Regions from separate parts of the Homo sapiens genome. Here all the other regions are linked to region 3. A link is a loop called in an ENCODE intact Hi-C map of the cell type or tissue named here. Cell type or tissue: ascending aorta. All regions are shown on one strand. Region 1 overlaps DPH6-DT (DPH6 divergent transcript). Region 2 overlaps LOC105370767 (a long non-coding RNA gene). Region 3 holds the start of CDIN1 (CDAN1 interacting nuclease 1). Region 4 overlaps DPH6-DT (DPH6 divergent transcript).

Region 1 (5,000 bases), 830 kb after region 3:
CAGGGATCTGATGACTAAATAGACCTTTTTATTCATTGCTTTGATCTACCACCAATTCTATTTAGTCATCTCTGCTCTGAAAACCAAATTCCTTTATAACTCTGAGGGCACATGATGGCTTGTTTTGGCACTAACTCTGCACAGCTAAAACTCTGGGCTACAGAAGCCAAAAGATTTAAGAGCCTCTCACCTCACAAACTTGAGTTTCAGGTCAGGGCAGTGACAACCTGTCAGAATCTCGTTTGTGGCACCCAAGCAAGCCAAGCGCATGGACAGCGGAAATGGCTAGAAAAATCCTCAGACCCTGTTCCTCTTGGCCATTAATTCCATTGATTATTTTGGTGTTTAAATACTGAGACAGGCCCTGGTGCCAGCCCAAATACAACTAGTCAACTTACATTTCCGTTGGCCTTTTAGAACATGCAGATGTACCAAAATCCTAAAACACAGCTGAGTTAAAAATTAAAAAAAAAAAAAAGAAGAAGAAGAAGAAAAAGAAGAAAGAAAAAAGAAAGCAGCAAGGGGGAAAAGTGTTCCAAACAAACGAAATGTTGATCTGCCTTTTATTAATTTCATTTTTTATCTTCTTGTGTACAGATTTTTGACAGCTGTGACATTCATGGGCAATGCATTTGAAAAAGAAGACATAAATATTCAGAGACATATTAGAATGCTGTTCAATGTAAGCACCTGTCTACTTAGTGTTGACAGAAAATCATTTACTTTGCTTTATGCATGTTCCCTCCAGAGACCACAGAGGTCCTATTTTATTTAAAGAGCTGGTCCTAACATCAGTGCTTGCTCTTGAAACTGCAGTATATGCAGCTAATTATATTTATTGAGGAAACAATTTTGTTTTATATTTTCAATAATACTTAAACAATTTTGTCAATCTTGACCTCAGAAATGATTTTCCCCAAGGATTCAGTTAACCAAAGACTTCATACAAGGCCTGAAACCAGTGTCCTTACACTACACTGTTGCCATTATCACCTAGGGAAGTTTTTGAAGCACAACTTTCAGAGAGAAGTGTGCGAGGTAAGACTGCAAGATCTCTGTGGGTCTAAGGAAAACATCACAGTCAATAAAATCCATGCTAGCATCCACATATATGCATTTATTATGTATTATAGTGATATAATCTGAGAAATTCATATTGCATAAAACAATACATCATTAAAAGCTACATGAATCATGAATTGTAAATTAAATGTATCAAATTTGGTGAAGTTTTTATTTCTTTTCTACTTGGTAAACCTTCGTTTCTTTTCCACCCTTGCCAAATCAGAAAGGTAATCTCAGGTCTTGAGTGAAAGGTGACCGCACATGGAGAAAAGGAAAGGAAAAGAGGGAGGGAGGGAGGGAGGGAAGGAAGGAAAGAAGGAAGGAAGGGAGGAAGGGAGGGAGGGAGAAGGAGAGGGAGAAAGGAAAGCAGAAAGGAAGAAAAAGAGGGAGCGAGGGAGGGAGAAAAGGAGGGAGGAAGAGAGGGAAGCCAACCTTTATAGGGACACTGAGATTACTGTGAGGTGACCTCGTTAGGTGATTTCTATATGGCCCCACGAAGCCGTCTAACTTGTTCCCAAGTGATTAAAATAGGCATGGCTAAGTTAAATAATTATTCCCCCAGAATAATTTCCTTTCTTTACTTGGTAAAACGCCTATCTTGAAAAAGTATGGTTTGCCATGGGTTGACGCCTGACTACTGAGAAAAATCCTTTAGCTGAATCTCAGGTCAGAATTAGAAATGTACCGTGTCATCAGAAATATAATGAAACACAAACGGGAGTGAACAAAGCCTAATTTTTTGACTACGACATTTCTCTCCATTTTAGTTTTACCTGACATGAGCGTATAGTGATGTTAGCTCCCCTGATGTGGCACGGGTGGATGAGGCTTGGGGGAAAGGCAAGCAGAGACCTGGGAGCTCACGACTTCCAAAACCTTACAATGCTGCCACCTACAGGCCGAAACTTCTAAAGCGGATTCCATCAATACTGTGTTTTCCTTCCCTTAACAATGAAAAAACACACAAGATTGTGGTAGAAGACCAAAGCCCCAAACCCAGAGTCCTGTAAAGAGTTAAGTCACCAGGTGATGTGAAAGAACAGGCCCTTTAGCTTAGCTAGTTCAGTGCCGTTACATAATTTAATTAGGATCATCACACGGCAACCGAAGCTGTCTAGAGGAATTATGAACCACAAGTTCAGATCACATGTGAATCCCTTTGCTCAATTAAAGCTAAGCAATTTTTAAGGTTTTTTTTCCCTCTTTGCAGTATATGCAAAGAGCAGTGAAGCGTGGCCTGCATATTTTTCACATTAAAATTATTACATAAAGCCTGTAGCATTTGAAATACTTATGGAAATCAAAACGTTACACTCTGACCTTGGGCATTTAAACTTCGTCATTTTTAAAGCTATTGTTGCCATGCTCTCCTTTGTTCTAAGAAAATTACTGTGGTTAGTTATAATAGCTGAATGAATAATTACTGGGGGAAGAAAAGAAATATGTAATAGTGTCGAAATGATTCTTGAGCCTACATTCTCCTAAACAGAGTTTTAATTCTGTTTTGAAGTCCCAGCATTGTGACTAAAGGCATTATCCTACTTCTCTCTTCTCTACTGTAACGGCCAGAAAAAGTGATCGCTTTCTTTCTCACTAGACTATTCAGTCTACTTACCTTTATGTCAGAAGAAACTCTGCTAAGAACTGGATGATGGAAAGAATTTCTGGAAGAGTCTGATTCTAGGTTGATCTATTTTTTACGCTGTAAGTACATGTAGCACCAAGCATATTAGGCAAATGTTCATTGTCAAGTTTTTTCTACACTTTTAAACTTCCCTTGGGCTTTTAGCTTTTTTTCTTATTAATTATATCAGAAAACAAGAAAAACGGCAATATTTTCTATTTTTAACTCTGTTTTTAAACTTATATAATCGGATACAGAATAATAATTTCAGTATTTTAAAATTATAGCATGGGATCATATTTGTTAATCATATGTATTAAAATTACATTTTCAAATCAAGCTACCAGAAATTTTTCAAACTAGTGGAAGCTTAGAGTTAATTTTTAAATGTTTAGTTGGAGGAATAAGTATTACCCTTAATAAAAGAGCATCCTAATAAAAATTGCAGTACAAAGATGCAAATAAATAAATGTCAGTGCTAGAAAATACATTACATTTAGTTGAGGATCTCTACAACTTGGAGTAGACTGATTGATTGATTATAAAATCCCCGGTATTTCCATATGTATTAAGACAATTGAAATTAGAATGGACAATGGAACTTCCAATAAATACTGTGGGAAATTCTTCACTAACTTATAGATGAAAGATAACAGGCAAAACTCATTTTACAGTATTATAGTCTACTTATTATTTGCAACAGAAAAAAAAATTCTGAATTTTAAGGGCACACACAAACATTATATTGGAGTCACATGTTACTTATTAGTTTCTTAGATGAGAGTTACACACAATGCAAAAATGATGCAATCTTTACTTTTTTAAAAATTTGAAAAAGTTAAATCTTCCTACTTTTGCAACCAGATATTTGCAGGATTAACAACTCCTTTAAACAATAGTTGGATTTAACCATAATCAGAATATAAATACAATAAGACATTCCTAAGGGGAATGCAATTTTTTTTAATTTCCATATTTGCTACAATAAATGTTATGCCTAGAAATTTTATAGCTAACAGAAACACAGAAAATACTATACCCAGAGCTAGAAAACTGTTCCAGTACAAAGCAAGTCTGATATATTACCTTCCAAATACACAGCATATCCCTGGTAAAGTTGTAAATTATGGTTGCAAATGAGGCCACAAACAAAATTTTGCTCAAGGCATGAATCATAAATTCAAACAATAATCATCTCCTACATGAGGCACAACTACTTTGTTTACTTCTTAGACACTGTTTCCTAAACATGAAGATGAAACTAGGTCAAGGAAATTTAGCATCTTTTTCTCATGAAGCATGCTATGATATTGGGTGGCACTGCCTTATTTAAAATCGCACAAACCTTTTAAATATTAAAAATCTATTTTAGAGTACTGAGTCCTTAAGCATTTTTACATTTTACCTCATGATGAGACGATATCATTAGAACTATAGCCATTAAATGAGGAAAAATAAATTATTTACATTAGTTACCACTGGAATTCTACTGTTTTTTATATCGAAAATAAAAGGATATTTAGCTAATGTTAAATGGTACTTTTAATCTATTCAGTTGATCTGATGGTTTGCTGTTGCTTGCACATATCTGGGGAGTCAAATGTTTTTCTCTTTCATATTTTTAGAATTTCTAAAAGCCTAATTCTACTAAGACTTTTTTAAGCGCTAAGCTTAAGAAGAATGGCCTTTAATTAAATCATTCAAATCATAGAAAGAATCATGATGTTAAATCACTGAAATGCAAGTTCTGAGAATTACCTCAGAAGAACATACAATTGTAAAATATTGTTTGGAATAAAAATTTGAACAATAACTTAGCAATTTTTATTTGTGGACAATAAGAATGAATAGCAGTATGTTCACTCATCTGTAAGGTCCTTTGGTGTCAAAAACATTCTGTTCTTTCAGCAATTAATATCAATAATAATAACAATCATGATGGTCACGTTGATTAAATGCTTACAATATACTAGGAACTGTGCTATGTATTTTATATGGATTAACGCATTTAATTTCACAATAACTCTTTAAAGCAGAGATCATATTTATATCAGTCTTACAGACTATGAAACTGAGGCTTGGAAAGAAAAGTGCCTTCTCAATGGTCACTCTGAGCCAGGCCCTGAGCAATCAGAGGTGGGCTGAAGGGCTATTTACTGAAGAAACCAATAATCTATTCATTAAAACTTTCTATCAGTATATAAACCAAGGGGGACAAATAAAATTTGATTTGTTACAAGCCTATTCAATTGAAATTAAACAATGTATGGGTACGCGTATGGAACTAATAAACTGGCACAGTGATCTACAA
Region 2 (5,000 bases), 220 kb after region 3:
GCTGATTTTGCTCGTGGTGAAATGTGCCAGGGGCATCACTGATCAAAAAAGGAAGTTGGCCCTTATCTTCGGCTATAAAGTTGCCCAAAAGGAACCTTTGAGCAGAATTCTCATGCTTGATTTTTTTTTTTTAATAGTTGTTTCCCAGCCCAACTCAGGGAAATTTCCCAAGGACCATCACGTTTTACTTTGGTAGCATCCCTAGGATTCTCTTTACCTCCCTTTGTTCCAGCAGTGTTGTGGTCCATCTTCACATCCTTAAATGCTTTGCTTTCAATGCATTGGTTTTCTATATAAGTATTAGATTCTAAATTCAGGTGTTATGGAGCCAAACTACTAGCAATCTCTGAAAGCTTCTCATTCTTACTTCCCAGAGTTTCGTTGTGTTCTTAGCTGTTGTATTAACAATTCAACTCTCCAGATAATCTCCCTATGGCATATGCAACATGGGCATTTGGAATACAGTCTTATATCTTTATGAGAGACACAACTAATTTTTACACATATACCAATATAAGCATTTCTTTAAAAAGTTCCCAACAAAGAACACAAATAAACTAACCATTGCTAAGAATTATTTTGGGGGGTGGAGGTGGCCTTTATCTGGTGAAATTCCAGTGGGCAGAGAGCTTGAGCCTGGTGGTTAATTTTATATCAGATTTCAGCCAGCCGGCAGTTACTCTTGTCTGCCGGTAGACTACTTTCTCTGTCACTTGGTATTAGATGTATTACACACCAAGCAGTAATTATCTTTGACACATAATTATTATGGTTTTGATGACAAGAAAGTCTTTTCTTTCAGTGCTTTCATAACATATATTCCTGAAAGTCCAGGCTTGCAAAATGCAGCTAAAAATTAAAAGCACTTGGATTCAGATTGAATTTGAGGAGAGGGAATAAAAGAAAAGAATTTCTTGCACATGGAGGAGAACAGTTTGAGAAGAGCAGAAAAAAAAAAGAAAAGGTATAGACTATTTGAAAGTTTCCCAGATGACCTCATCTAAGTAGGTTGCTGAACAGGAATAAAATCTTCGAGGGTCATTAATGCATTGGGGAAAAGCTGCCTGGATGCAGCCATGTCACTTACTCAGCAGGAAAAGGGTGCCTTTAAAATAATAAACTGATGAAGGCTTGGATTTAAAGAGAGAGGAGAGAAAAGAAGGAGGCTCCCGGCAAGGCCACAGAAACCACACAAATGAGTTTCTAATCTTGCCACATGGGCATTTTCCAGCTTTGAGCTCTGAGTCAACCTCAGCTGCAGGCCTGGATGAGCAGTTTAACAATCCTTGCCCCTAAAGACAGATTTTTTTTAAAATAAATGATCAGAATCAGACATCTTGAGTTTCTTGAGCCTGGGGGCTCTGTGGTATTTAAACAGGCAAGTGTCTGGTGCCCCTCAAGCTGTGCCTATGGCTGTGTTCTTATAAGTCCTGGTCACCAAGCTGTGGCTGCAGAGCTTGGTATAGGCTCACTTGGACAAGTCCCTGAAACTTATGTTTAGGAGCATCTGGGGACAGTGGGAGGTTGTGAAGAGGGTGAATAGGGTGGAGACTAGGGGAGAATGGGGTGGGTTGGAGACACTTGCTGAAGACTAGCATTATAATACGTGGATGTAATAATTTAACTCTAGGAAGTTGATGTTATCCAGCATCTGATTAGCCCAAGAGGAAATCTACTGGGTTGGGTGATGACAATTGGGCTGTGACCAAAGCTGGTTTCCTTTTCTCCATTTAGAAGTAAAAAATGTGGACACCAGGGAGTCCCTTATATTCCCAAGGGTGCTACCTCTCCTCATAGACTTCTCAGCTCAAACTCAAATAATAATAATCAAGCAAACATACTTGAATGCAGCTCTAATTTTAGTTCATTTTATTATTTAGAGATGGAGAGTGGAGGAGGGGAGGAGGTGGAGGCTGCCATCTATGACTAACGCTGTCTCGCAAGCTCTTAAGCCATATTTAGTAACGTGGAGTATAAAAATAAGCTTTTGGTTCAATTTTTTTTAAGTTGACTTCTGTTTCCTTTCTTCTGTTCCCTCTCCCAAAGACGGATTTAACTAATTACACTTTCAGCTGAATGCTGATAGACATGTATTTATTATCGGTGCTGTAAGCCCTGGAATTCTTTCTTCCCTCTGTGAGGCCACAGACATATATATTAAACTCCAGTCTCTGTGAGCTGTCAGAGTTATGGTCCAGCCAGAGCAGTGCAATATGATAAAGTTTTCAGGCCCTGTTTAGTTAAGACTGAAGATCTGGTACCCAGCCAATATCCACCACTCAGGGCTCTTTTCACAGTCCAAAATGATTTGGCTTAAACGTTTCCAACTGTGATGAGGTCCCATTTCAGTGATTATGCAGTCATTCACTTTTCCACATCAACATCAAAGTCATTAACAGCCGAGTATTATTGCGTTGGCTGGAATTCAGTTAAGAACTAGAGGGAAGTTGCCCTTTATTAAGATAAATCATTGCCTTGGTTATGTCACCCATGAAATAATCAATTTACTGTGTTGGTTAATTTCCTTCCTCTTTGATCTGTGAATTAAATTCAACAGATCATTGTTTCACACAACTACCACTCAAAAGATGTTTCAAGGGAAAAATGCATACATATGTTCTGATTGCTGCAGTCTTACAAGTATGATAAACAACACAGCAACACTAAGGGCTCAGTCCATTCTATCATTTATTTCCACAGTTATCTTATCTTCCCAATGCTCCAAGGGCAGTGTAACACCCTGATCGAGCTGGGCGATCCTCTCTCGGAATTCCTAAAGTGTTCTGCTAAGAAATAAAATGTTAAGCAGAGCTAACCTTAATGCTTTTGGGATCATAAACTTGTACCAAATCCAATGTAGGATATTCTTGTCTGGAATTTAGGATGAATAAGCCGTGATCTTTACAGGGATATTCACTTATAAATGTGAGGCATCCTTTAGAAGAATCTCTCTCATAAATACAAGGCATTCTTTGCTCCATAATTCATGGTTTCTTATGGGGAAAAGAAGTTGAGTGGGATGTTTTATTTTTCCTTGCTTTGGTGATTCCTCTGATAAATATTCTTGCGCTTGGATGATTTAAAAATATATATTTTATAATGAAATATTTCAAACATGTAGACAACTATAGAGAATAATATAATAAAAATCCATGGACCCATAACACAATTTTATCAAATCTTAACATTGCACTTTAGGGGTCTGTGTGTGTGTGTGTGTGTGTGTGTGTGTGTGTATGTGTGCTTTAAGAAAATAAATCTCATAGATATAGTTGAGGATTACTATGTATTCCTTTTCTATCCTTATTTGTTCTCTGTCTCCTCAAAGGAAATGGTTATCATGAGTTCATGCATATAAATGTTTTCTGATTGTTTTTGACTACATACTTTTATGACTATGAACAACATATATGCTATTTTACAGGTTTTTTTAACCTTTTGAAAATGATATTACACCCTATGCATTCTTTTGTATCTTGTTTGTTTCATATACATTATATGTTTGGGATTTACCAGTGGTAACACAGGTAGATCTAAGCCACAGTCATTTTAACTGGAACACAGTATTTAATTGTATAAGTATATGTAAATCTTAGCGATGTGTCTTTGTGCACAGGTATGTGCTTTTTTCTCCTAGGGCACATACCAAAAAAACAAAAAAAGGGGGTGTGTAGATTTTTGGGTCATCAGAAATGCACATCTTCAACTTTACTAGACATTGCCAAATTGCCAATTTATACTCCCACCACTAGTAAATGTGAATCCTAATTTCTCCAAACCTTCTGTACTAGAATGATTAAGAATAATTTTCTTTTTGGAAATTTGACTTAAGCATCTCTTCTCTGGCTTCCATGTGCTCAGTCTACATACTGAAAATAAAGTGGAAAATTGTAGCCATCATCATTCTAATGGAGGTGGAAACTGCCTAGATAATTATCTCTTAGCTCTGTTAACCTTGACTTTGTAGATCTGGCTAAAGAGATACCTGTCGTCAAAATAATAGAAAAGGTTAGGCTATGGTTTGAAAAATTTGGCTAGCTCTTCCTAGTCAGCTGGGGTGGAGACATCTGACAATTTCCCAGATACTTCAGGCCCCAAGCAACACTTTCTCAAACTGTTCACAACAAACACAGGGCTGAAATCTTAATCTCTTCAATCTCAATTTGCGTAGATATGACCAAACTACTGCAAAAAAAAAATTTTTAAGTCTCTTGAGTCATAAAAATTAAATAGCATTTATTTGGTACTTAAGAGAATATTGAGCGTGGTGACCACTATTATCTTGTACTTAGGTTAACACGAGACACTGCATCTAAGAATTTATAATAGAAAAAGTAAAACCAATATTAACTGAAATTAGTAGGATCAAACCTAAACATGCATAGGAAACGATACCACCAACTGTGGTTAAGCCCAACTTCAAAATGCTGGTCTTCCCAAACAAGGTGACACGAACTCCATCTGAGAGACACAGAAGAGGATTCAGAACTATGTCTTCAGCCAGACTGAATCAAGGTTACTCCCCAAGCAAGAGGGAATAGGGCCTGGCATCAGAATCCATTCTACATTTTGTATATTTAGTTATATGTAAGTATGCATATTGTATAGAACAGTCTAAAAATTATGTATTGACATGATTATTTTACTTTACTCTTTTGCAGATCAGGGACTGGAAATTTTCCCATGTCACTTTTGCTATTTCTAGGTGGACGTTAGGCATCAAATCAAATGTGTGTTTTGTTTTTTTTTTTTGAGACCGAGTCTTGCTCTGTCGCCCAGGCTGGAGTGCACTGGCGCCATCTCGGCTCACTGCAAGCTCCGCCTCCCGGGTTCACGCCATTCTCCTGCTTCAGCCTCCCGAGTAGCTGGGACTACAGGCGCCCACCACCACGCCCAGCTACTTTTTTTGTATTTTTAGTAGAGACGGGGTTTCACCGTGTTAGCGAGGATGGTCTTGATTTCCTGACCTCGTGATCCCCCGGCCTCGGCCTCCCAAAGTG
Region 3 (5,000 bases):
TGATTTGAATTAGCTAGTGATTGTCTAAGTGTGGCTGTGGACTTGGAGTCCCTGAGACCCTCTCACAGGTCTACAGGGTCAACACGACTATTTTTATAAAAATAGCAAGATAGTATTTTCCTTTTGCGCTGTATTCACATTTGGACTTATGGTACAAAAACAATGGTGAGTAAAACTGCCAGCTCCTGAGCATAAAACAAGGCACAAATCATAGGCATCATAACTGTACTAGTAGTCACTGTATTCACTGCCACACACGTGCAGGAAAAACAAAACAAAACAAGACTTTCACTAAAGAATATTCTCTTATTAATTGCATTAAATCTCAACCCTTGAATACACAACCTTTTAACATTCTGTATGACTAGAGTAAATACAAAGCACATATACTTCATATCAAAGTATGATGGTTGCCTCCCAGGAAAGCACTTGTATGACTGTTTGAGAGCTGAACTAGCTACTTTTTCTAGGGAACACCATTTTTACTTGAATTAATGATAACAAAGTATATTATTCAGATTTAAGTATCTGGCAGACACTTTCTCAAAAATAAACAATGTGAGCCTGTCATTTCAAGGAAAACAACTAATAGCATTTGTTGCCAATGATAAAATTTGAGCTTTCAAGGGAAAATTCAAATACTGGAATGCTCATATCCATCACCACAAGCTTGACAGCTTCAAATCTTACAGACTTCTGATGAGATTAGAGATGATATTAACAAATGTAATTTTTTGATATTGTATAATGAAAGGTGACATTTGTAAGATCTGCACAACTCACAAGCAACATTTTACAAAGGAATAATGCACGATGATAACAAATCAGGCATGGGTAAAAGATCCATTCAAGTTCAAAATAGGCCAATGGATTGTAATGCAACAAGGTAACAATCACCTTGATGTGGTGATTCACCCACCTCAGCCTCAGGAGTAGCTGAGTAGCTGGGTCTAAAGGCACATGCCACCACACCCAGCTAATTTTTTGGATTTTTATTAGAGACGGGGTTTTGCTACGTTGCCCAGTCTGATCTGGAACTCCTGGCCTCAAGTGATCCTCCCATCTCGGCCTCCCAAAGCGCTGGGATTACAGGCGTGAGCCACCACACCCAGCCCTAAATAGCTCTTTAATCCCTTCTTTTGCGGATTAGTAGTTCAGCTCTCTCTAAATAAAGTTTCCTGTGGAAGGAGAGTTGTTATTTATTCCCTGTATGGCATTTGGGAGAAGTGAAAAAGATTTGAGTATATCATGAATAAGAAAGAAAAGAGCATAAGAGAATACACCAGACAGAAGGGAGGCTTTTGTAAGTGTTGATTAAAGTAACAGACACTTACTTATTATAGAGAAGACAAGGTATTTGCTAGAGAAAAGAACGAAAAAGAGAAAAAGAGGGAGAGGAAGAGAAAAAAAAGCAAAATTACAAGTGATTGCATACATAGTGAGAGGAGAATATCAAAATGTATGCTCTTTCTTAAAACTGCCCAGAAAAATCTACCTATTCCCTTGGCTGACCAGTCTTCACCCATTTCACTGTTCATGTGCAGAACTGGCAAGAGTTAATGACAGAAAATTAAATTATGTGTCAATTTTGTTCCTTCTTAGCAAGTCTGATAAAATACTAAAGGCTATAAAGGGATAAATATTGCCCTAAATCAAATCTGGATAATATTGAAAAGAGACTCCTTCATTTTACAGACTAGGAAAACCAAGTCCTTCAAAAAGCAAAGTCATAACAGAACTTAAACTTATGCTTCAATTTGTACTTTGATACCTATTATCCAATTACCTTTCTTTTCTCAAGAAATTACTTCTGTCGTGTTTGTTCAGGGACTGAATACGTCAAGGATGGGGAAGCTCTCCATTAGGAATAACCATGCTCAGTGCCACAAAACAAAATGGTACAGGTTTGGATTTGGTTTTTCATTAGGAAAAAAGTAAACAAACATTCTCTGCTTTTAACACAACATAAATACAGTGACCTGGTTGTCCTCAACTGGTTCCTCATGTAATGTTGGGGTCTCAGTTTCCACTTCATTAAAATGAGAAATCTACATAATTCCCAAAGTCCTTTCTTAGAAAGTTGGATAATTCTAAAATCGCTGAAAAAAGAAGTGTTTGGGGGAGGAAGTATGAAATACACCCGGAATGTGTGTATGCATAACATATATGGAGAAACTTTAGATCTGGTTGTTCAAATGGCCAATGACCCAAGAGTGGAATCCCTGGGTACCCTGCTCTCTGATTGGATTGAGAACCCTTGAGGTCACTTAATTCCACAGTTAACAGTACAAGCCACAGTCAAACAGTATGAAGCCGCTTTACCTCTATGCTCCCTTGTTTGTTTCCAACGGCCAATTGAAAAGGGTCCTCCATTTGCTCCTTTCGAATCTACAATTCATATTCCCACCCATCATTCATTCCTACTATCTGTCAATTAACCTCTGGTCATTTATGAAGCACCTACTATGTTCACCCATCACCTAGCACGTACCACGTTTTCCATAAATATCTGTTGACTTGAATTTAATTGCAAGGCCTTGGAAGGCTGCCATGAACTCACCGTTAAGAGTTTTGTGTGGAAGGCGAGTGAAAGAATAAACCTTTTTTCGCCAACCTCGACCTCCTAACGCCTGACACTGGTGTTCCTCCCCACTCATGTGTGACACGTGGTTCCTAAGCGCTGCCTGGGCGGCCCAGGCACTGCTGCTGCAGGCAAAGGGCTGTGAGAGGGGAGAGATGGACACTTACCTGGGAAACCTCTGCTTCAGCTTCCTCAGGCTCTGCCTGGTAGGCGGCACAGACACTAGGCACTGGGCTATCTCGTCGTACTGAGCTTTGGTCAGTATCATGTTGGGCCAGGGACCAGGAGGTGGCGGGAACAAGGAAAAAACACCCTGGGGCTCAAGTAGCCTTGGTGCCGAGGGATGAGGGGTAGGCAAAGCGGCACAGGCCCGGGTCCTCGCCTGCTTGGCTTGCCCCAATCCCCCCTGAAACACACCCCTAGCTGCAAAAGCGGGGCGGAGACTCGCCCGGTCCCAGGCTCCACCGGCACCTCCGCGGCGGGGACTGGCTGTACACCAGAGTGCCCTAGCTTGGCTTACTGAGCAGCCGCAGTGGTGCGCCGAAGGCAACTAGCCGCCATGTCAGTTAAGGGCAAACCAACCAGGAAGTAGCGGCCGCCCTTGGAAAGGCGCCGCGCCAGAGTTTCAGTAGGCAGGTAGGAATCCAGGGCATCGCCCACCTAGGATCAAAGGGTCAACAAGGGATGCTTTGTACTCTCCCAATTACTAGAAGCCAGGGCGGCCTGACGCACAGACCAGGCGGCAGGTCTCACGAGTGCCCCGCGATCCTTCAGCGTGAGCCCCCGAAAGCCCCTGCCAGAGCGCGCGATTTGAATACACTTCCTAACGCGCCAGTTTGAGCGCTCCTCGGAGCGTGGACTGGCCTGCCGAGAAACCATGTCTTCACTCTACCAAGTCTGTCATGGTCCGAGCAGGAAAACTCACTAGGGTCGCTGTAAACATAATTTGGCTTGTGTTGAGGAAGCCCTACAACTTCTGTACATCGCGTGGAAGGCAGTTTTGTCCTTGTTGAGAAACAGACTTGAAACAAATCCGACGTCATCAAACAGCCGGCAGTAAAGAATGTCACTTTTGGCCGGGCGCGGTGGCTGACGCCTGTAATCCCAGCACTTTCGGAGGCCGAGGCGGGCGGATCACGAGGTCAGGAGATCGAGACCATCCTGGCTAACACGGTGAAACCCCGTCTCTACTAAAAATACAAAAAATTAGCCGGGCGTGGTGGCGGGCGCCTGTAGTCCCAGCTACTCAGGAGGCTGAGGCAGGAGAATGGCGTGAACCCGAGAGGCAGAGCTTGCAGTGAGCCAAGATCGCGCCACTGCACTCCAGCCTGGGCGACAGCGAGACTCCGTCTCAAAAAAAAAAAAAAAAGTCACTTTCACTCCTTGCAGTTAGCTGCTCAAGGTCTAAAATCGCATCTTATTGTAACCCCAGTTCTCAGAAAATAGTAGGCGCTCAATAAATGTTTGGAGTAATGAGCCAATCTTTTTTTATTTTCTATATGTATTGTGAATGGATCTCAGTTCTCCTAAAGCAATTTGTTGGGATATCAGTCCCTCATTTAATCTCTTTTCTAAAATCTGTTTGGTTCTTAGAAGGTCATGTGTTGTGTTTCTCTTCTGATTTCAACAATTTAAGCAAACTAAAGCAAAGGTGCTTAGACTTTAGAGAACCTGTAAGTGGTTTAAAATTTTTCATCTGGAATAATGCCTGGGTTGGAAGTTTTAGATATACCTCCTTGAATAAATTCCTTAATCCATCGAAGCCTCATTTCTTTTGTCTGTAAAACTGATTTAATTCATGGAGGTGTTTTATTTGTGTATGTTTGATGTAGAGATGGAGTCTTACTCTGTCGCCCAGGCTGGAGTGCAGTGGCTCCATCGTGGCTCACTGCACCCTCGAACTCCTGGGCTCCAGCGATCTTCCCACCTCAGCCTCCCGAGTAGTTGGGACTACAGGCACATGCCACTACACCTGGCTAATTTTAAAATTTTTCTCTAGAGATGAAGTCTCGCTTTATTGACCAGGCTAGTCTCAAACTCCTGACCGGAAGTGATGCTCCAGCCTCTACCTCCCAAAGTACTGGGATTACAGGCATTAGCCACTTCGCCCGGGCATGGGCTGTTTTTAAGATTAACAGGCTGGTACAAATAAAAGATTATATAGCGTGGTGTCTAGAGGATAGTCTATGTGAAATATTAGGTTGGTGCAAGAGCAACTGCGGTTTTGGCCATAAATAAATAGGCTAAGTAAGACTACTTGATAAAAATGGACAGGGCGTTTACTAGGTATTGTTTTACAGGCTCCCCATGCACAGACTCGCTTAATCCTCATAACTTCCTGCCAGGCAGGTACTATTGCTGTTATCCTCCTCTTCCCTTTTGTACAGAGTGAAAAAACTAAGACATGAAAAGGTTAAGG
Region 4 (5,000 bases), 880 kb after region 3:
CCATGCTACTGTTCTGCCTATGGAGTAGCCATTCTTTCATTCCTTTACTTTCTTAACAAACTTGCTTTCACTTTATGGACTCACCCCAAATTCTTTCTTGTGCAAGATCCAAGAACCCTCTCTTGGGGTCTAGATCTAGAGCCCTTTCTGATAACAGTACCAGTACTGCTTGACTCCCTAGTAGGGCATCTCTCTCTCTTATGTGTATTATGTTCTTCCAACAGTTCTCTACCTCAAGATCTACTAATCAGCAATTATTGATACTAAAAAATATCTTTTTGGCGAATAGCGTTGTTTCTCCAACTTGTACACCAAACACAGCTGAAAGCTAACATTTTTAAGCCCTGGATCTACAATGAAGAGAAACCAATTCTCCAAACCAATTGTTACCAAAACCAATCAACCCTTAGAAATGCTGAAAAGGGCAGTTTTCTTCTGAACTCTGTAGGAAAATAGAACAAGAAATGCAAGTCAAGTTCCAGGGCTCCCAGTGAAATAATTCACCATAGAAAAGGCTCCTGACACCACAGGGAAAAGCACTTCTGCTAACACTTCAAAATGTCCCTTAACCATGCTCTTCTACTTTGTAATGATTGCATGTTTTCCCTTTGGGCCTACTAAAGTATTTAATTGCAATTACACTCATTTACATAGCAGATGAGGCTAATTGCTGGTATTAGTTACCAAATGTATGCTTGTATTGTGAGGGTGAAAAAAATGCCCTACAGAAAAGAAAACGACTGTGCCTCTAATTAAGGAGTTATGAAGTCAGAATGAGCTGGTTCCAAGATGTAAATATGAAATTGAGGGCTTTCAGAACTCTATAATGGTTTTTTATTACTCCATCTCACTTCCTTGATTACACACAATGTTTAGGGACTAAAGATAAATACAGTGCAATGTTCATAGTGCTGACCTGATTGCTAGGCATGTTCTCTCACATGTAGAGTGAAATAAACGCAGTTGTCTTGCAAACCCATGATAAATGGTGGGTTTTGAGTACCTGGTCTTCATTTACTTGGCTATTCAATTGCTAATTCTGGTTCCACTTATTGCAAAAGCAATGCTGGCATCCTGAAATACACACAATTTGGTATCCAAAGCTTGTTTTGTACATGCAGTGTAGAATAAACAAAGAAATCATAAAATGTACACGTTTTCGGGGGAGGGGGAAGACTAAAAGTTAGAAACCTCTAGGTTGTTTTGGTCTTCCTTGATTAATTTCTGTGTAGGTACCATAATGCCTAAAATATGGAATTCTGTGGTGACTTGCCTTGAGGAAGCTTCCAATTTCATTGGGGAGACAATTTATACACTTGAAGCCATCTCCGTATATATAGTTCCCTATACATTTCATGCATGGAAGAATTTAAGGCAGAATGGTAGCCAACAATAAAAGATGGCAATATTTAGTGTTAACTGTAACCAGTTCAGGGGGTCAGAGAGGCGAGCTGTCAGAAAGGACAAGAGGCCTTTGAGTAGGCATCATAAGAGAATGTTTGCTTAACAAAAATCTGCAGTGAACCAGTAGTCCAACTCTCACAGCACTCCAGCTGCCGAGACTAACAAACTCTGGTGTTTAAGAGTTTTTGTCTCCCATGATGATTTTTCACCTGCAAATTTTATTTTCCAGTTTCCCATTCCTTTTTCTTCTTTGTTCTGGATCCTCGCCACCACATCCTACACCTCCTCATAAATGAAATTATTTCATTAAAAAAAGAAAAAATAAACTTTTCAGGCTTTAAAATAGACTTGCTTAATTTTCTTTATACTGAATGCTTAGTATATGGTGTAGCGTTCAGTTACCTACACAGGTCACTTCATGAAATGAGTCTGGCTCTCAGCCAAGCTTCTGCCTCTCCCTTTTCTCTATGTTAAAAAAAAAAAAAAAGATGGGTGTTGGGGAAGAAAAAATAAGGGGAAGAAAAAGAGAAAGGATGAAGAAAATCCTCCTAGCCACCAAAAAAAAAAAAAAAATGCATTCCGTGGATACCACGGCCTCACCCTCCTTAGTAAGCATTCTTTTGAAACACAGGCCTTTGGTAAACTAATCCCAGGTGGTATGATGACAGGGTCAGCAGAGTGTTATTTTTTAAACTTGTGTGAAAATTTATTTTGAGTTTTATCTCATTCTCTGGGCACTCAGGCAGTGCAATCACTAAGCTCTGGTGCCAAATGTAAACAGGACATCCTTTCAGATATCGAGGTCCAGCTGGCGAGAACACACACCCTCTGCTTTTTGCCCTGTTCGGGAAACCAACCCCAGTCCTTTCACAGAGAGGTGCTGGAGCAGGGGAAACCTGCTCCTGCCTGTGGGATGTAAACAGAATCCTTAAAAACATCTTTTTTATCGCTATTGTTTGATGGGTTCCTTACCATCTCCTAATTCTTCTTACACCACAGCAACACCTGCAGGCTAAAAATTGTCACAAACTCCCCGTGGTTGTGATTTGTCACAAAGTTTTACATTTACTTGGGATAGGTTATATCTTAGACCATGGGATCAGAGACTGTTCGGGCTAGAAGGCATTTGAGAGCTCATCCAGCACAATTTTCTAATTTTGCAAATAATAATAGATGCTGAAGAGTGAAAAAGAGGCATATATAGCCTTTGAGTAGCCCAATCTTCAGATGAATTGCTGCCCCATATACTCTTGGAAGCAGGTGGGCTATAAAGTAAAAAAAAACATGAAGCCTAAGCTGAAAGAGCTATATGTATATGCATATTTTTATCATTTATCTGTATAACACAACACCAGAAAAAGTAAAGCTAGTATACTAGCAAGAGCTCAGTGAGGTACAAGTTTCAAGTAACGTAGAGGTTTATAGTTTAAGGGCATCAGTGAGAAACAACTAGTCAGGAAATGCCTTAGGGAGGAGGTGAAATTCCCATAGTGCGCCCTCTTCCACGCCGGCAAAGGGGAGGAAATAAATACTCGTGCCCAGGAGTTTAAGAGTGGCTGACTCCAATTCTTGTTGATACAAAATTTTATCAATTTTTATCTCTGCTGCCATTTTCATTTTTATTTTTAACTTGTCTTCTCGTTGTTTCCTACTCTGTTGCACCAACTCTGGGAGCCCCATTTCAAACTCTATAGGACTACTCTCAGATGTCTGCTCAACTCACTGACTCATCTCTCTGGAATTGCTCATAGGAGTAGCTCCCCAGCTGGCTGATATATCATTACCTCACTTCTCCACTCACCCTACCCAACTCCACTGCAAAGAGGTGATTAGATCAAGGATGAAAAGCTGATCCACTTTAAGGTCATCCACTTCTCCTAGGAATTTGAAATTCAATGATAAGAGAGTTCCATTAGTTTTTACATTCAGTTGGAAGTATGGGGCTGGGTGCAGTGGCTCACACCTCTAATCCTAGCACTTTGGGAGGCCAAGGCAGGAGGAAACTTATAGCTCAGGGGTTTGAGACGAGACCAGCCTGGGCAACATAGTAAGCCCTCACCTCTACAATCAAAAAATCCGCCAGACACGGTGGATAACTGTAGTCTCAGCTACTCGGGAGGCAGGGGCAGGAGGATCACTTGAACCCAGGAGTTTCAGGTTGCAGTGAGCTATGATTGCACCACTGCACTCCAGCCTGGGTAGTAGAGTGAGACTCTGTCTCAAAAAATAAAATAAAATAAAATAAATGGAAGTATATCAAGTGCCTCAGAGACCTGAATGCCAGCCATATGTACCAGAAGCAGAAAGAGTTAGAGAAAGAGTACTTTCTGGCTTTCCTGACTTTCCTAGGACTATTTCAATCTTTTCTAAGGGCTAGCTACACTCCTGCCCTCAGGTACCCATCAATATCTCTATATTCCTATAATAAATTCTCAATATTTACTTAAGTAGCTTGAGTTGTTTTCTGTTACTGAAAACCAAAGCTTTTCAATTAAAACTCACATCCTGGGCTTGAATATTTTCCCATTAATTCCATCTGGCCATCTGTCTAATTCTAGAACCACCCAAACCCAAGCATTAAGAGCAAGTTCAAACTAGTCCATTATTCTTTTCACCCCACAGATCTGTCAAAGGACTAGCAGGCCAAGTTCAAACCAGATTTAAGAACAGTTAACTAAAATCAGATTACTCTTAGCAGCTTTTCAAACATGCACTAATTGAATATAAAGAAGTAATCATCGGGGTCTCCAATACAGCCTAGCTCCTAGTGTATTGACTTATCAGAGCAATCTCACTTTAAATATAACTTGAAATAATATTGTTATTCCATGCCTTTACACTCTTACATTTGTATATTTAATACGGTAGTTTGCTTAAAAAATCAGTTAAACAATTATTGCTTATACAATAGTATGGTGCTATGATTTAAAATAAAACATTTACAAAAGAAGTTTGGCTTTATAATGAGATTCCTAAGTAAATCTGATTGGAGAATGGACTGGCTATGGTTAGAATTGATTTTGCTAATGTCATGTTCAGGTTTGAAAAGAGGAGCACATCTATTTGAAGACTGAAAATTTCCACTGGTCAGTCAACACACACTGTCCGTAGTCAGGTGAACATGTCAAGAATAACACTTTTAGAGACTTTGGTTCTTGCAAACAGATTATTTTCTGAAGAATCACTAATTTCCTGTTTCTTCAAGAAGGTCACAGAGACTCTGAAGCATCACATTCCCCCTCCCATACCTGGGTACCAGTCCTCCCATCAATCCTCCATCATTATCATAACACTGCCCAGGACCGAATCTAGGCTACATTGTGAAGCCGAGCTCTGTTTCAGTGTCCTCTCCAAAGGTAGGTTCTCAGAATCCCCATGCTACCTCTTCAGACCAGGAATCCTCCCTTTCATCCCCCCCATCTCCACCCTCAGCACTTTTTTCCTGGACAGTGCCCAGTGCTTTTGACTTCACCATTTTCCACCACCATTATTTATCTTTCCAAGTCCTTTTACCTTAGGACCTTGGTGTCTGCTGATAAAATGGTAAGTATTTAGACAGTTCTGATACATTAATTCACTACCTCCTTTGGCTAATT

The links. Hi-C counts contacts between places; a loop is a spot of excess contacts. Peaks named below come from ENCODE experiments on the same cell type or tissue, not always from the same donor. Only the 100,000 strongest peaks of a DNase experiment are listed, where the experiment ranks them.
Region 1: a loop joins it to region 3, with 2.3 times the contacts of the local background. A loop is called at or near these places in 2 of 110 quality-filtered maps.
Region 2: a loop joins it to region 3, with 2.0 times the contacts of the local background. A loop is called at or near these places in 2 of 110 quality-filtered maps.
Region 4: a loop joins it to region 3, with 2.5 times the contacts of the local background. A loop is called at or near these places in 5 of 110 quality-filtered maps.

Annotation. Positions count from the first base shown.
Region 1 is chr15:35,748,758-35,753,757 of GRCh38, reverse strand. All of the region lies in intron 2 of DPH6-DT (DPH6 divergent transcript), which reads right to left. Among named protein-coding and RNA genes, the nearest start is that of MIR4510, 180 kb to the left of the region's middle. In ascending aorta, a CTCF peak has its summit at 1,964 (motif pointing left); DNase peaks (open chromatin) are centred at 150 and 1,937; H3K27ac peaks cover 1,413 bases.
Region 2 is chr15:36,354,439-36,359,438 of GRCh38, reverse strand. All of the region lies in intron 1 of LOC105370767 (a long non-coding RNA gene), which reads left to right. Among named protein-coding and RNA genes, the nearest start is that of CDIN1, 220 kb to the left of the region's middle. In ascending aorta, no CTCF peak of the experiment used is centred here; a DNase peak (open chromatin) is centred at 1,911; H3K4me3 peaks cover 529 bases; H3K27ac peaks cover 2,534 bases.
Region 3 is chr15:36,577,710-36,582,709 of GRCh38, reverse strand. CDIN1 (CDAN1 interacting nuclease 1) reads right to left here and starts at 3,084. Exons shown (of 11, transcript NM_001321759.2): 1 at 2,749-3,084. The coding sequence starts at 2,849. RefSeq lists an enhancer at 2,846-2,965. In ascending aorta, no CTCF peak of the experiment used is centred here; a DNase peak (open chromatin) is centred at 3,109; H3K4me3 peaks cover 2,369 bases; H3K27ac peaks cover 1,062 bases.
Region 4 is chr15:35,695,057-35,700,056 of GRCh38, reverse strand. All of the region lies in intron 1 of DPH6-DT (DPH6 divergent transcript), which reads right to left. Among named protein-coding and RNA genes, the nearest start is that of DPH6-DT, 150 kb to the right of the region's middle. In ascending aorta, a CTCF peak has its summit at 2,368 (motif pointing left); no DNase peak of the experiment used is centred here; H3K4me3 peaks cover 334 bases; H3K27ac peaks cover 3,532 bases.